Linked DNA regions of Homo sapiens: region 1 is linked to region 2. Evidence: read pairs that join two places in POLR2A ChIA-PET (ENCODE). Cell type or tissue: OCI-LY7. All regions are shown on one strand. Links, peaks and the distances in the headings refer to the core of each region. The heading gives the core; the rest is flanking DNA. Region 1 has its middle 14 kb from the start of LAMC1. Region 2 overlaps LAMC1 (laminin subunit gamma 1).

What was found. Peaks named below come from ENCODE experiments on the same cell type or tissue, not always from the same donor. Only the 100,000 strongest peaks of a DNase experiment are listed, where the experiment ranks them.
Region 1: POLR2A ChIA-PET joins it to region 2 with 24 read pairs; 4 of 35 experiments call an interaction of 5 or more read pairs at or near these places.

What each region holds. Positions count from the first base shown.
Region 1 is chr1:183,004,474-183,014,469 of GRCh38, reverse strand. No RefSeq gene overlaps it. Among named protein-coding and RNA genes, the nearest start is that of LAMC1, 14 kb to the left of the region's middle. In OCI-LY7, for the core only: no CTCF peak of the experiment used is centred there; no DNase peak of the experiment used is centred there.
Region 2 is chr1:183,067,225-183,075,224 of GRCh38, reverse strand. The region is part of intron 1 of LAMC1 (laminin subunit gamma 1); the gene reads right to left. Among named protein-coding and RNA genes, the nearest start is that of LAMC1, 48 kb to the right of the region's middle. RefSeq lists a silencer at 677-971 and enhancers at 4,296-4,345, 4,356-4,425. In OCI-LY7, for the core only: a CTCF peak has its summit at 3,640; DNase peaks (open chromatin) are centred at 3,694 and 4,224; H3K4me3 peaks cover 1,729 bases; H3K27ac peaks cover 1,313 bases.

The DNA.
Region 1 (9,996 bases), core at 761-8,760, 62 kb after region 2:
GCTGGCACCAGAACCTGTCTGACCCACTACTCTGAGGAGCTACTATAGAAGTAGCAATGGTCTTTCAGTGGCAAAAAAGAATAATCAGAATCAATGCCTTGAAATTGAGTAGCAACCCCTGGTTCCTGGACTTACCATGATATGGGGACCTAAAAAAGGAAAGACATTCTTATAATAAGCAGGATAGATATTTGGAGTCATATTACTACTAAAAATATGTGACCTTAAGTTATTCTCCAAGCTAGTGAAACAGGAAATAATATTTTTCATTTGACAGCATACTTATCATTTCACACTGTGTTTGATATTTAGGAGACATATATATAATTTAGTCTCTCTAATGTGAAAATAATACCCATTGCTAATATTCACTCACCACTTACTGTATGTTGGGCACTCTTCTATGACTTTTGTCTCTATTATTTTAGTTAGTGCTCGTATTTGTTATTATCCCCATTTTCAGATGAAGAAACTAAAGTGCCGTGATTTTAAGTAGCTTCTCCAAGGTCATTCAGCTGCTGGTGAAGGCTGGATTCAAACTGGGGATGTCTGACATTAGAGTCAATGTTCTTACCCCTTATGTACAACAATAACAAATACTTATTTGGAGTTTGTAGCAATGACATTTTAAGTGCTCAGTGTATGTTAACTTATTTAATCATTGCAATAATCCTATGAGATATATAGTTTTAGTATCATCCCATTTTATAAGTGAGAAAACAGAGGCATAGGAAGATTTAGTAACTTAGGATTATACTGCTAATAAGTGGCAGAGCTGAGATTCAGACACGGGCAGTCTGGCTGCAGTCTCTGTCTTCACCATTACATAATACTGCCTCTCAAATTATATTGACTTATCAAAGACACAGCAAGTGTCAAACATCGGTTCATGTGTATGTTGTCATACTATCAGTCACAAATTAACATTCACCTAGGTTTGATATCTATGTCCAAAATAACAAAACATTAATCTTTGAATGGATGTTTTGCTAATAAATAATATCTTCATAAAGTTTTTTTGAATTTCTAAAATGTAAAAACATAATTTATAGGCATAATAGAAATAACCTACAAACAATAATGTTGATAAATATCATTAAACAAAAATACATGTATTCTCAGTTTGTATTCTGTGGCAAAAATGAATCACTGTTGTAGATAAGATCAGCTCAGGGAAATAAAAATTCAATTTCCATTAATTTATGCACACAGATTATTTCTTCCATGGCTGCAATCTGAATTATTAAAGTTAAAACTTAAACTTTAATGTTAAACCACTCAAGGACTTCATAAATATGCTGCGGAGACAAGGCTTATTCAATGTTAGTTCCACGGGAAGGAAAAAAGGGTCCATTTTTATCCAAGTCCAGAGACAGGATGGCCATACTCAAGTAAGCTTACTGGCAGCAAAGCCAAAGAATCCTCTCCCCAAACATCACATTTTAAAAACTGTTCAGCAAATTATACAGTCCTTCAATTGTAATGGAAAGTGGCTCACACCTGTAATCCTAGCACTTTGGGAGGCCGAATTGGGTGGATCACATGAGTCCAGGAATTTGAGACCAGCCTGGGCAACATGGCAAGACCCAGTCTCTACTAAAAATACAAAAAAAAAAAAAAATAGCTGGGCATAGTGGCGCATGCCTGTAGTCTCAGCTACTCGGAAGGCTAACGTGGGAGGATTGCTTGAGCCTGGGAAGCAAAGGTTGCAGTGAGCCAAGGTTGTGCCACTGCACTCCAGCCTGGGCAACAGAGTGAGACCCTGTCTCAAAAAATTTCTTTTTTAGTTTTTGAAAAAATTTTAAAATGTTAGTGTGCCAGGTATAAGACTTTAAATCCTTTATCCAATCATTTTTTTACTGCGGTAATGATAATTTCCTACTAACCTTTCACCTCTTGTCTTTGGTGTATGTTTACTATATCCATTTGTTATCCACACAGGATATGCTTTTCCAAAGCAAGGATTGCTACTGACTCAAACTGAATTTATGGAAAGGTCATTCCAGGAAGTAACTTGACATCAGAGAACTCACTGAATACAAGAATGACATTTTCATTCAAAGAGCTGGATGACTTTTTGGATGTCCAGTTTATACGAGCATCCACAGAATTTTTCAGGCATAAAGCACCCTTGTCTTATTTTTAATAGCATCTGAACATTTGTGCTAATGGAAGCATTGATCACTTATTCTGGAATGAGTTGTGGAAAGGACAATCTGAATAGAAAAGAATTCTGTGACATCATTGCAGCTTTAGCGAAGAAAATAATCCAGCCTATAAAGCAGGAATTCAGTATAATCACTACATAAGGCAAGTAAACAAAAAATATTTCAAAGGTTTTGAAACTTTAAGCCCAAAAATAAAATGATCACCCTCAAAGAATTCTTCTTAGTGTTTCACAAAATAAACAGCCCATGAACATTCAGCAAGATCAAAGCAAATTGCTAAATTTGGGGACATGATAATCAGCAAAATATTTTTAAAAGTAACTCCGTGACCGGGAACTCATGCCTGTAATCCCAGCAGTTTGGGAGGTCGAGGTGGGCAGATCACTTGAGGCCAGGAGTTTGAGATCAGCCTGGCCAACATGGTGAAACCCCTTCTCTACTAATAATACAAATATTAGCTGGGCATGGTGGTGCGTGCCTGTAATCGCAGCTACTCACTCAGGAGGCTGAGGTAGGAGAACCGCTTGAACCGGGGAGGCAGAGGTTGCAGTGAGCCAAGATTGTGCCACTGCACTCCAGCCTGGGTTACAGAGTGAGATTCTGTCTCAAAAAATAAATAAATAGATAGATAAAAGTAACTCCCTGGAAATTGGCACCATGGCAATAACCAACAGCCAGAAGTGCTTCAAGAAAAAAAAAAGAACTTCAAATTATTGTTATGGACTGAATGTTTCTGTCCCCTCCAAAATTCATACATCAAAGCCCCAACTCCTAATGTGATGGTATTTGTGAGAGGGAGATTTTGGGTGACAATTAGGGTTAGATGGGTGTTGCGGGAAGTCAGGGACCCCAAACAGAGGGACTGGCTGAAGCCATGGCAGAAGAACGTGGATTGTGAAGATTTCATGGACATGTATTAGTTCCCCAAATTGATACTTTTATTATTTCTTATGCCTGTCTTTACTGCAATCTCTAAGCATAAATTGTAAAGATTTCATGGACACTTATCACTTCCCCAGTCAATACCCTTGTGATTTCCTATGCCTGTCTTTACTTTAATCTCTTAATCCTGTCAGCTGAGGAAGATGTATGTCTCCTCAGGACCATGTGATAATTGCATTAACTGCATAAATTGTACAGCATGTGTGTTTGAGCAATATGAAATCTGGGCACCTTGAAAAAAGAACAGGATAACAGCGATTGTTCAGGGAATAAGAGAGATAACCTTAAACTCTGACCGCTGGTGAGCCGGGCGGAACAGAGCCATATTTCTCTTCTTTCAAAAGCAAATGGGAGAAATATCGCTGAATTCTTTTTCTCAGCAAGGAACATCCCTGGGAAAGAGAATATACGCCTGGGGGTGGGTCTCTGAACTGGCCCCCCTGGGCATGCCCATCTCTTATTGTCGAGACTGCAGGGGTGAAATAGACCCGTCTCCCATAGCGCTCCCAGGCTTATTAGGAAGAGGAAATTCCCGCCTAATAAGTTTTGGTCAGACCGGTTGATCTCAAAACCCTGTCTCCTGATAAGATGTTATCAATGACAATGGTGCCCGAAACTTCATTAGCAATTTTAATTTCGCCTCGGTCCTGTGGTCCTGTGATCTCGCCCTGCCTCCATTTGCCTTGTGATATTCTATTACCTTGTAAAGTACTTGATGTCTGTGACCCACACCTATTCACACACTCCCTCCCTTTGAAAATCCCTAATAAAAACTTGCTGGTTTTTGCAGCTTGTGGGGCAGCACGGAACCTACCGACATGTGATGTCTCCCCTGGATGCCCAGCTTTTAAATTTCTCTCTTTTGTACTCTATGCCTTTATTTCTCAAGCTGGCTGATGCTTAAGGAAAATAGAAAAGAACCTACGTGAATATCGGGACAGATTCCCCGATAGATGGGGCCATGAGGGAGGGGCCCTATTTTGATGAGATTAGTGCCCTTATAAAATGAGGCACCGGAGAGCTGGCTCTCTCCACCATGTGAGGACACAGTAAAAAGGAGGCTGTCTACAAACCAGGAAGAGAGCCCTCACCAGGAATCCAATTGGCTGGCACCCTTATCTTAGACTTCCAGCCTCCAGAACTGTGAGAAAATATGTTTCCGTGTTTAAACCACCCAGTCTATGGTACTTGATGTGGCAGCCCAAACTGACTAATACAATTGTTAAAAACTACCTTCCAGATTTCAGTAGACACAAAATGAACCAGCAACATCTCAGAGATTGTGACCCTTTGTGTGTACAAAAGATGAGCCCGCTTTTTTTCTAAATCAGTGTGGAAACTAAAAGTAAAAGTAAGTTATATCCTAAAATGCCAAAGTTTGTCATAATCCAGTAATCACTGCCCTCTAAAATACGCCATTAAAAGTAGCTCCTTAGTAACTCAGTAAAGTTCAAGTAATTAATCACAACAACAAAATGCCAAAATCCTGTGTGCCTATAGCTCTAAGGTATATTTCAGCTCTGAAATGCTATAATTTTATGTATTTGATATTTAATTTTAGTAATTATAAGAATGGATTTTCTTTGCCCAATGTGTATGACATTTGAACATTTTCATGGAGATTAGGTGTACAAACTAAGAATAGTACTTTTCCCTTATTTTGTGTATAGGATCATTTTAAGCAACAGGATAGCTTTACCATTATTCTGAAATACTGGAATATTTCTTATGCTGGAACTTCCTTCTTAAGACACTCATTATAAAGACATCATGCTGGGTATGGTGGCTCATGCCTGTAATCCCAGCACTTTGGGAGGCCATGGCAGGCGGATCACCTGAGGTCAGGAGAACAAGACCAGCCTGGCCAACATGGTGAAATTCCATCCCTACTAAAAATACAAAAATTAGCTGGCATGGTGGTGCATGCCTTTAGTCCCAGCTACTCAGGAGGCTGAGGTGAGAGAATTGCTTGAACCCGGGAGGCAGAGGTTGCAGTGAGCCGAGATCATGCCATTGTCCAGACTGGGTGACACAGTAAGACTCCTATCTCAATTTAAAAATTAAAAAAAAAAAAAAAAGGGCCGGGCAAGGTGGCTAATGCCTGTAATCCCAGCACTTTGAGAGGCCGAGGCAGGCAGATCACGAGGTCAGGAGATCAAGACCATCCTGGCCAACAAGATGAAACTCCGTCTCTACTAAAAATACAAAAAATTAGCTGGGCGTGGTGGTGCGTGCCTGTAATGCCAGCTACTCAGGAGGCTGAGGCAGGAGAATCGCTTGAACCAGGGAGTCAGAGGTTGCAGTGAGCTGAGATCACGCCACAGCACTCCAGCCTGACAGAGCGATACTCCGTCTCAAAAAAAAAAAAAAGACATCATATCAATGTCTCTTGAGCACATGAAAGAATCATTGTCATCAGGCTGTCCCCTTGATTGGTCTTATGCACCATCCTTAGTTATATAGTTACATGGCAGCACTGAGGCTACAGAGAATGGAGTGTTTCCCACTGCCACAGCAGAACTGCCAAGCAAGGAGTCCCTCTTAGCAGCAGAACAGGGCCATGACCAGTGACATACAAAGAATACATCTGCAGGTATGCCTGACTTCATTCAGATAGTATGTTTCTTATATTCCAGATTACCTGAAGTTAAAGACCAATTTTTTTTTTTTTTTTTTGAGACGAAGTCTCCCTCTGTCGCCCAGGCTAGAGTGCAGTGGCACGATCTTGGCTCACTGCAACGTCTGCCTCCTGGATTCAAGCAATTCTCTTGCCTCAGCCTCCCAAGTAGCTGGGATTACAGTTGCATGCCACCACACCCAGCTAATTTTTGTGTTTTTAGTAGAGACTAGTTTTACCATGTTGGCCAGGCTGGTCTTGAACTCCTGATCTCAGGTGATCCGCCCACCTTGGCCTCCCAAAGTGCTGGAATTACAAGTGTGAGCCACTGCGCCCGGCCAGATAAATCAAATCTTAACATTAACTTATTTCTAATAAGTAAATGCAATTTACCTCGGATATTGTGGGTTTTCAATACAATTTAAAAGAACATTAGAGAAACTTATTTTTCTTCTCCATTTTTGTTTTTAATGTGTCTTACATATATCAAAGTCCTGTTAAGTATGATTGACTGAGTTGTTACTTTGGGAGACTGAGGCAGGCAGATCACCTGAGGTCAGGAGTTTGAGGCCAGGCTGGCCAACATGGCGAAACCCTGTCTATACTAAAAATACAAAAATTAGCTGGGTGTGGTGGCACATGCCTGTAGTCCCTCCTACTCCGGAGACTAAAGCAGAAAAGTTGCTTGAGCCTGGGAGGTGGAGGTTGCAGTGAGCTGAGATCCTGTCACTGCACTTCAGCCTGGGTGACAGAGTGAGACTCTGTCTTAAATAAATAAATACATACATATATACATACATATATACATGAAAGTATGATTGACTGAGTTGTTAAAAAAAAATGAATCTTGGGATAGAGCCCAGCAAAATTAAGACAATGAACACCAAACACCTTGTACCTCTGACTCAAGCCTTAGAAGCCTCCCCAAAGTTCATTTCTCCCTCCAGGCAAAGCCAGGATCCATTCCAGTATCTGTCTGTTGAGAATTTCTCCCATCCAGCTTTCACTCTTACAAGCTAACTCTTGCCAATCCTTCAATAAAATCAGTGATCTCTAAATGCAGAACACCATGCTAAGTACCTGGAGGTTACAGGTATGAGGAGAGGGAAGAGTTTCCAAACAAATAGGGATCGTGGTTTCAACTGTAGGGGAATCTATAATTTAGTCTAGAAGATAGAGTATATAAGTGTAAAAATTATTCAAGCACATTTACAAAATAACAAAAGCTTAAGTCATATTATATAACTCAAATGTATAAAGCGGGTATGAATTAATATGCAAAGGGCTTCCACCCCCAATGAATGAGTGAATAAATCAGCCATGAATTAGAATTTTAAAGGTTGCAAGGATTGTGGGCTAGCATAAAGGAAAGGAAAGAGTGTTGCAAGTAAAAATATATGCTGATAAAATATTTCAGAATGTATGGAAAAATTCATACCTGCTTGAAGATATGTGGTTGCTTATCTATTCAGTAAACTCCTATTGACTATATACTATTTTCCCTGTATTCATTCATTCATTCATTCAACAAATACTTATTTACTGCCTGTTTTGTGTCAGAAGCTGGAAATATAGCAGTGAATAGGCAAGACAGGGCTATGCTATGCCCTGAACACACTTGAAATTTAATGAGGAGGACAAAAATTTAAATAAACAATTAAAATAAAGTAAGATGGCATATGATATAAGAAATACAGCCACTACTGGAAATTATTGAAAGGAATACTAAATGCTAAACAACTGGTAATTATTTAAGCATGGAAATAATATGATCATATTTGTAAATTTTAAAAAAACATTTATCTTATTGCAAAAAAAAATGAATCACAAAGAAGTAATAGAAGAGAGCTATTTAGACAGCTGGTCAGCAAAAGAAACAATTATCAGATTAAACAGACAACTCACAGAATGAGAGAAAATATTTGCAAACTGTGCATCCAACAAAGGACTAATATCCAGAATCTACAAGGAACTCAAACAAATCGGCAAGAAAAAAACAAATAATCCCATCAAAAATTGGGCAAATGACATGCATAGACACTTCTCAAAAGAAGATGTATAAATGGTCAACAAACATATGAAAAAGTTATTAACATCGCTAATCACAGAAATGCATATTAAAACCACAATGAGATACCACCTTACCCCAGCCAGAATGATCATTATTAAAAAGCTAAAAAACTGGTCAGGCACAGTGGCTCACGCCTGTAATCCCAGCACTTTGGGAGGCCAAGGCGGGCGGATCACCTGAGGTCAGGAGTTTGAGATCAGCCTGGCCAAAATGGTGAAACCCCGTCTCTGCTAAAAATACAAAAATTAGCTAGGCATGGTGGCGCACACCTGTAATCTCAGCTACTCGGGAGGCTGAGGCAGGAGAATCGCTTGAACCCAGAAGATGGAGGTTGCAGTGCACTGAGATCTCACCATTGCACTCCAGTCTGGGCTACAGAGTGACATTCCATCTCAACAACAAAAACAAAGTTTTCTTTCTTTTTTTTTTTTTTGAGACAGAGTCTTGCTCTGTTGCCCAGGCTGGAGTGCAGTGGCACAATCTCGGCTCACTGCAAGCTCCACCTCCCGGGTTCACGCCATTCTCCTGCCTCAGCCTCCCAAGTAGCTGGGACTACAGGTGCCCACCACCACGCCCAGCTAATTTTTTGTATTTTTAGTAGAGACGGGGTTTCACCGTGTTAGCCAGGATGGTCTCGATCTCCTGACCTCGTGATCTGCCCGCCTCGGCCTCCCAAAGTGCTAGGATTACAGGAGTGTGCCACCGCACCCAGCAGAAAAAAAAAAAGTTAAAAAACAATAAATGTTGACATGGGTGTGATGAAAAGGGAATGCTTATACACTGCTAGTGGGAATGTAAATTAGTACAACCTCCATGGAAAACAGTATGGAGATTTCTTAAAGAACTAAAAGTAGACCTACCATTCAATCCAGCAATTCCAATCCTGGGTATCTACCCAAAGGAAAAGAAGTCACATCGAAAAGACACTGCACACATATGTTTATCGCAGCACAATTCACAATTGCAAAGATATGGAACCAACCTAAGTGCCCATCAACCAATGAATGAATAAAGAAAATGTGGTCTGTATACACCATGGAATACTACTCAGCCATAAAAAGGAACACAATTACGTCTTTTGCAATGAATTGGGTGGAGCGGGAGGCCATTATTCTAAGTGAAGTAACTCAGGAGTGGAAAACCAAATACTGCATGTTCCCACTTATAAATAGGAGCTAAGCTATGGGTACCCAAAGGCATACTGGGTGGTATAATGGACTTTGAAGACTCAGAAAGGGAATGAGTGGGAGTGGAAAGAGGGATTTAAGAAAAAACTACATATTGGGTTTAATGTACACTACTCGGGTGACAGGTGCACTAAAATCTCAGACTTCACCCCTATACAATTCATCTGTGTCACCAAAAACCACTTATACCCCAAAAGCTATTGAAGTTAATATACATATATATTTACCTAATAATGTTACATATGTGTGTATAAAAAGAAAGCTTATATATGTGCATGTGTGTGTGTGTGTATATACATATATGTCTCTATATGTGTGTGTGTGTGTGTGTGTGTATATATATATATATAAATATAAAGAAAGCTGGTGGCTACCACTCCAGTAAGAGGTAGAAAGTGATGAATGAGAGAATGGAGAAACATGGCAAACTTAAGATATACTTGGGAGGTAGAATAAGAACCTCCAAGGTATTTTCTGGCTTTAGAAGCTTGAAAAGACGTAAGAAATATACTTCTATATTCTGGATTGAGTGACTGGGTTAGTGATGATGCCATTTACTGAGATTAGAAGCACTGGAAGGAGAACAGGTTTGGAAATTAAGTTTGAAGATGCAGAGTCCAGTTTTCAAGTTCAATTTTCTTTATAATACTGTGTTAGATGCTAAATAAGGTGTAGTGCCTGACCTTGGGGTTAACAATACAGAATAATATCCATTATTATAGTTTTGTAAAACAAAAGGCTAAATAGAGATATGTAGGATGTTGAGTTAGGCTGGTTAGGGGAGTTTACACTGCGGTAGTGAATAAACCCCAAAGTTCAGTGACTTAACCAACAAAAGTTTATTTCTTGCTTACATGAAGCCTAATGCAGGATCAGAGGACTTCCCAGAGCAGCTCCCTACATGTGGTCTGTTTAGGCCATTTCCATCTTGTGGTTTTACCATCCCATCACAAGACCTTTACACTTGCCAAGAGAAGAGAGAGTTGGAGGGTCATGCACCAACTCTTAGGT
Region 2 (8,000 bases), core at 1-8,000:
AGCCTGGAGAGGTCGAGGCTGCAGTGGGCTGTGATCACACTACTACACTCCAGCCTGGGCAACAGGAGTAACACCCTGTCTCGAAAAAAAAAAAAAAAGCCCACATCAGACAGAACTCTGAGGTAACCCTTTTCTTTTTCATTCTTGCTCAAATGTATCTATAATTTTAATAATCTATCTTGGAAAATACTTTCCGTTAGACAAGAAAAATATAAGCAGTGGGCAAATCTTGTTTCAGTATAATTCTTTTAGTCTTAAGTGGGATTGAGGTTGTGTCTGAATTTGGGAGGAAGTAAAAACTAAATGAGATGAAGGCCAATATATATACCCAAGGTAGATAAATGGAAGAGGTTTCCGTTATGTCTATTCAGTTACCTAGTATTCAGGTAAAGTTTCATTTTTCTTTTTTGCAGCACTAAATAAAAAATTTCCAAGATTTTAAAAATAGACTCCAGTAATTCACAGTAAGATTGGGGATTAAAGGTATAAAACTAACAGATCAGAATGAAAAAGATAACTTTTTCTAACTCATAAAATGTCAAAAATCTCCCATAATAGAATAAAGAGAAAAGGTCTAGCTCTTCCTTCAGTAAGTACTTAGCCTCCTCTTCCTTTATAAAACCTGCAACTCAGGCTCAATATTACTGTACAATTATGTTCATACAGAAAATGTCTTCTCTTCCCCAGGTCCTTACAGACTGCAGCCTTTCACATGCTGACAGTGCCAGCTTTAGACCAGGACCCTGTCAAGAGTGGCAGAACACTTAGTAAACCACTACTAAGTGGCTTTATTGCTTTTGTCTTCTATTCATGTCCAAGGGTGCACACACTGTACGGTAAACTTTTATGATGTATTTTTTAGATAACAGCACTTATTTTACACATGCACATGTCACTCTTAGATTCCAAATACTCAGCATTTCCTGAGTTGTACGTCCCTAAAACTCAAGAGAATAAAAAGTGCTATTAAATTCACTGTTTTTTTGTATAAAAATACTCTATGAACAGAAACTTGTGAATACTTGGTGGCACTAACCTGTCAGTCTGTAAAAGATACATATGACTAATGTTACTATGTATTCCATTTGAATAATTGCATAATTTCATTTTTTTAGAACAGAAAAATAAAGAATATTTTCCATTTCACTTTATGAAGCTAGTATAACTTTGATACCAAATCAGATAAGGGAAAAAGGAGTAAGAAAAATTATAGGTCAACATGTGTAAATCCTGCAAATTAAACCCAGCAATGGATTTTTTTAGTTCCAGAATTACAAGGTTGTTTTCTAATCTATGTAATCTATGCCACTTTTTTGTTGTTTCCAGTGGCCTGATCTTCAAACTTGTCCTTTTTTCTGTTAAGCATACTAAACACAGCTGTAATTTCTATACCTGAAATTTGGGTATCTGCTTCTCTTGTCTATTATTTTGCTAGGTTTTCTTTCATTTATAGCCCTATTTTTTAATGTGCCTAACCATCTTTGACTATGTGCTGGACACTGTATTTTAAAACAGACATACACATATATATGAGTACTTTGAGGCCTAGTATCTTGCTCCAAAACAATGTTCACTTGCTTATACCAGACACCTGGGAGTAACACCAAACTGGCTTGACCTTAACACAAGTTCAAGGCTTGAGTGCCCACTGGGTTACCTAGGTGATGCAAAGCTGGCTCCAACTCTACTCACAGAATGGTGTATTTCTGTTTTCCCTTTACACAGATGATAAAAGCTTTTTAGAGAACAAGCTCAAAGGTTTGGGAGGTTATCAGACCACATATCTTTGAAAGGCCCTGAACTCTGACTCTGTCTCCCCATAAGCCTGCCAAAACCTTTGTTTTTATAGCTATTTCTTTCAGATTGGAAAAGGCATTTAAGGCTTACTTCTGTGGTTCCTAACTTCTCCTAGGTTTACATCCAGAAATCCCTACCTATTTTGTTAGCTGAGATTTTTTTCTTGTCCCACAGACAGACCATTCTAAAAAACCTAGCTGAATATCACCAGAGACAGAAGTAAATCCTCTCCAGCAACATATAGAAGTAAATTTAAAAAGCAAAACTTAAGTCTTAATGCTACTAAAACACCAAGCAATGATGTTACAATGATGTCCAGCTGACTCTGTCCTTTAATCCAGCAGTCCCCAACCTTTTTGGCACCAGGAACCGGTTTCAGGATGATTCAAGCACATTACATTTATTGTGCACTTTATTTCTATTATTATTACATTTGTAATATATAATGAAATAATTATGCAACTAACCATAAAGTAGAATCAGTGGGAGCCCTGAGCTTGTTTTCCTGCAACTAGACGGCCCCATCTGGGGGCAATGGGAGACAGTGACAGATCATCAGGCATTAGATTCTCATAAAGAGCACGCAACCTAGATCCCTCACATGCACATTTCACAACAGGGTTCATGCTCCTATGAGAATCTAATGCTGCAGCTGACCTGACAGAAGGCAGAGCTCAGGCCATAAGGCAAGCAACGGGGAGTGGCTATAAATACAAATAAAGCTTCGCTCGCTTGCCTGCTGCTCCCCTCCTGCTGTGCAGCCCAGTTCCTAACAGGCCACAGACTGGTACCGGTTCGTGGCCCAGGGGTTGGGGACCCCTGTTTTAACCTGCAATACCCAAAAGACATTCATTAATCACACCTCAATAGTCTCTCACAGCTCCCAGTAACAGCAACTTGGAAAAAGTCTCTTCCACCATTTCCCAGCTTCAATTGAGGCATTCGTTCTAGAAGTGACCACACCCATAAAGAAGGGTCTTTGCAAACGGAATACAATGTTGAAAATCTGAGGAAAGAGGGCTCTCTATGAAGCTGGCCTCTAAGGAAGCAGACAGATACATAAGTCAGACAGGACCCTTGGAGTTTAAGATATTCAAAGAGCTGTCTGCAGACCCTGCAACGAACACTTGAATTAAATGTCCCCATGCCTCATCGTCTTTGGAATGTGTTGTAACAAGATTTCATCCATACTCAGAAGCTCACTATGGTCACATTATGACAAACAGTGCCTCCAAATAGCAGACTTAAAAGAATTCAGAAAGTCAAACTACCTATGTGCTATTATTTGTTCTTAGCTCCAAATCAAACAGTTCCTTTAATTTTCAAAAGGTAACTTTTAAAATATGTTTCACAAGGCATAAAAATTCCCCATGTTCACCCAGATATGTGAACCATGACTAGGACCAATTAGCTTCTACTCTAAATACAATTTTTACTGCTCATGGTACTTGTATTTCTATAACATAACACTGCATTAGAGAATACAGAATCATTGTTTCAGAAGTTGACATCTGCAAACCTCTGGTCTCAACATTTTCGTCAACTGGACAGAATATAACCTTGTTTTCCATGTGTTTTGCCTGAACAAAGCTTACCCATCACATGCACCTTCTCCCTAAGGCACACACCTTCTTGTGTTTGGGAACTTAAGACGGCACTTCAGCACTATGCTTGAGGGTCATGTTAGGCAGTGAAATCACCAATAAAAAGGACAGAAATGGGGAAAATACGGCATTAAATAGGCTAAGAAAGTGATATTTATTTACAGCAGTGCAGCTGAAACAAGAAGGCAGAACATCACCTCCTTTTACTTCAGCTGAGCTGTGTGTGTTTCAGGGACTCAAATTTTTCACTGCTCTGCAGATGTCCCAAATGACCACAAACTACCATAAAGATTGATTTCTGTGGTTTCAAAGCTTAGCAAGCAGGCAAACATGCAAATATCAAACCTCCAAATAATGAGGCCGGAATGTAGAGTCACACATGAACCTCAAAGAGCTGTAGACTTGTCTTCCCAGGGCCCAGAAAAACAAAGACAGTACTATGCTTGCTATTATTCTGAATTACAGCTGTATCTGGACACAGCTTCAATTTTCAAGTGAGAAACTCCACAGGGTAATAGCTACAGAACACAGCATCAAGTATTTTCCTCCACCCACGTGTAGACAAAACATCCATACAGGCACAATCCCAAGTTACTCATTGTCTTCCTTTCTGCATCAATCACCAATTTCCTAAGTTGTCAACACACACACAAACACACACATACACACCAAGTTTCATATAGAGAGATGCTTCCTGGATCAGTCTTTAATGGGACTCAAAAAAAAAAAAACAAAAACAAAAAAAACCCAGCTTCCTGACATATAAAACATGATTTCCTAAACAGCAATCTTTAAAAGTGATGTTACTTTGTATAGCGACACAGCAGGTGGCAGGCTGTGATGAAACAGGAAATGAGAACAAATGTCTCCCACACACTCTTGCAGACCACCACAGGGAATACATCAGCACACAATCCTTCATATTTATCATCCAACCAACCATCGTCTGTAGGATTTCTCTTCTTTGAACTCATCCCTACCCACTGCTCAGTTACCCTTACCACCTGTCCAACAATTCTTTCCATATCAACAGAAGAAATTTGCCGAGGTTGACATTACAAGGGGAACTGAGAACTCCCATTTAAGATTTTGAGGAAGACCCTACTGAATTCAAGCAGGAAAAAAAAAATCCCTAAATTAAAGTTTATTTTCTCCTTAAGCCCCAAATAAAAAATATGAGTAAAGTTTTCCTAATTATTAACTAGATACAGCATTTATTCCATTTCTAGTTAAAAAATCTAATAGGAGCTCTTATCTCACCACCCTAGACATTAAATACAAATGGTAGTATATCCTTCAAATCACGGCCCAGATGACAAAGGAAGAACACACAGACATTACCATCACCCACAAAACTGGAAGTATCCCAGGAACATCTGGGCATCCACAAGGCATCCCAGTCATCCAACCTCTGTGACAGGCCAGAGAGATGCCTAAAGAGCCAGGACAGCAGAAGAGGTTCAGCTCTGAACCCCCAACAGAAGCACTAGTTGGTCCCTGTCCCTTTACTTAAAATCATAGCTATTCTAAAGATGGAAGGAATAGAGGAGTTCTCAAGCCTAACTACCTTGTTTATAGGTGAGGAAACAGGCCCAGAGACTAAATAATTTGCAAATATAACTAGTGAATCACAGATTGAACTTTATGACTAGGTATTTACCTTATAAAAGGGCTATGGAAGAATGATTTACTAGGCAATTATGATCAAGTCTAAGAATCTCTTACCTAATTCCACGCACATGCCACAATCTAGCCCATTCATTCATCTGTCCACTCACTCAATCTTTGAGTAATCATTTATGAAGAGACTGTGTGCCGGGCACTGTGCCATCTCAAACTACTTAAAATTATTCAACCGGGCCATTCTTTTTTCAGGCTTGGTGCCTTTGTCCACACTATCTACCTGGAATGCCCTCCCTATCTCTTTCAACACCCACTCCTACTTCAATGATGGTCCACTGGTGCTGGCTACCTGGAGAAGCATTCTAAAAACAGGCTCCTCAGAAAGCAGCACAAGATCAGCAAAGAGACCTGCCAGGGCCAGGGAGGTGCAAGGAGCACCCAGCTCTCCCCTCAGACTCAGCCGATGCTCCTTACTGCTGTTACCACACAACTGTGACATACCAGATGGTCTGGGCTGTATTTCTTTAAGTTGGGGGACTGACTGCATTACATTTCTAACTCCCAAAACAATCTGGTTGGATGCTACAAGAAGGAGGCATTCCCTGACACACTGGACACCCAGACCTCTCTTCAGGCTTTCTGTTTAACTTACCTTTCTCTCCCACAACAAATCCCACTGAAACAACAGAATAAATAGTATAATATACACCTCCAACTAGACTGTAATCTCCTTGAGGATAATGACTTAACTTTTACCTTTCCTGGATCTCCCAGTGCACAGACATAGGACATTACATTTTTTTAATAATTAAGTTTTACATATATTGATGAATAGCTAATCATTTCTCTAGGTTTTACATATATTGATGAACAGCTACTCATCTGTCTAACTTTAAACATGCATTAGCACAACAGTGATAATGAAACTCCCTATTTATTGTTCCCAGACATACACAAGGCTGTTTTGAAAATATGGCAAGAAACAAGTTAAAATGCTTATATGCCATATAAATGGACCCAGAGTCCTGACAATGAACCTAAAACCATTCACTGAGTTCAGATGTTGTTGTAATACACAATATAGCAGGTACAGTAGAGAGTCTGTAATATGAAGTTACATATTGAATTTTAAAACATATACTCCAGGCAGAATTCAACAGTGGAAAACTGTCTCCCACAAAACAAGTCCCTGGTGCCAAAAAGGTTGGGGACCACTGATATAAAGTATATACCTGTGTCACTTTTCTTTCTTTTTTTTTTGAGATGGAGTCTCGCTCTGTTGCCAGGCTGGAGTGCAGTGGCGCGATCTCGGCTCACTGCAACCTTCGCCTCCTGGGTTCAAGCGATTCTCCTGCCTCAGCCTCCCAAGTAGCTGGGACTACAGGCGCCCGCCACCATGCCCGGCTAATTTTTTGTGTTTTTAGTAGCAATGGGGTTTCACCATGTTAGCCAGGATGGTCTCAATCTCCTGACCTCATGGATCCACCCACCTCAGCCTTCCAAAGTGCTGGGATTACAGGCATGAGCTACCGTGCCCAGCCCATGTGTCACTTTTCTAAAAACCTAAAAAAGTCATGAATTGTGAAACACCTCTTGCCTTGAGTGCTGGATATGCAATTAGAGACCTGCAATAATTTGATATCTACTTCATAGAGTTCTTGTGAGGAAAATGAGCATAAAATATGCTTACACATAGTAGGTCCTCATTCAGTGGCTGCTGCTAACTTTCTTAACTAATTTGAAGAACATTAATATCCCTAAACCTTTCTGGTTTGGTTTTCTTCTTCATGCTCACCTAAATAATTAGTAATTTGCTTAGCACAACAAATGAGTACTAGCTTACTGTTTCTTACCTTAGACTGTAATATCCTATGCACTTGAAAATAATTAGTTTACATTTCAAATTCATTTCAGCATTGAGATTGTGTGTATTCTTTACACACACACATACACACACAAAAAAAAACAATACAAAATGGATAACCCATTAACATGTTACATCATCTCAGGCAATAAGATTGTAACAAAGGCCTTTTTTAAAAAAAAGAAATCCATTTTCAATTTGGTACTAAGAAACTCAGTACTACCAGATCCTTTTGATCTAGCCCCTAAGCCTCAGTAGGTCACTCACTAGGAAACAGGCCCTAAGCTCAACTCCCATTATGCTTTGGGAAGCTTGGGTTAATGGACTCCAATCCACTTATTTTCTGGGAGATTTATCCGAAGCCAACAACTATAAATGGTTAAGTCTCTTTTCACCATTCATTTTATTACAGAAGCACCCATGTGAAGCCCTCTAATAATAGATTTTCCAAAGTCCTTTCTGCTATCATGATACTCCCAATACTACAAATATTAAGGTCAATACTGACAAGCCAAAAATAAAAAAATTTTTAAATATATTGACAAGTGGCCAGGCGTGGTGGCTCACATCTGTAATCCCAGTACTTTGGGAGGCCAAGGCAGGTGGATAACGAGGTCAGGAGTTTGACACCAGCCTGGCCAATACAGTAAAACCCTATCTCTACTAAAACTACAAAAAAAAATAGCTGGATGTGGTGGCGTGCGCTTGTAGTCCCAGCTACTCAGGAGGCTGAGGCAGGAGAATTACTTGAACCTGGGAGGCAGAGGTTGCAGTGAGCCAAGATCCTGCCACTGCACTCCAGCCTGGGTGACAGAGCGAGACTCCGTCTCTCAAAAACAACAACAACAACAACAACAACAAAAATATATATGTATATCTATATATATAAGTACAGAACAGCCAATAGGAAACTACTACTGCCAACAAAGAAATGCAAAAAATACAATTTGCAGTTGTGTGGTCAACTTTAGGAGACACACTCATCGTTTTATTAAATTAAAATGAGTGCTTTAAAAATGCAATGACAAAAAAAGAATTCTAAACAAAACTGAAAAATTGTACAGATGAAAGATTTTTTTTAATTTCTGAAAAAAATCCCAGAGCTACTCAAT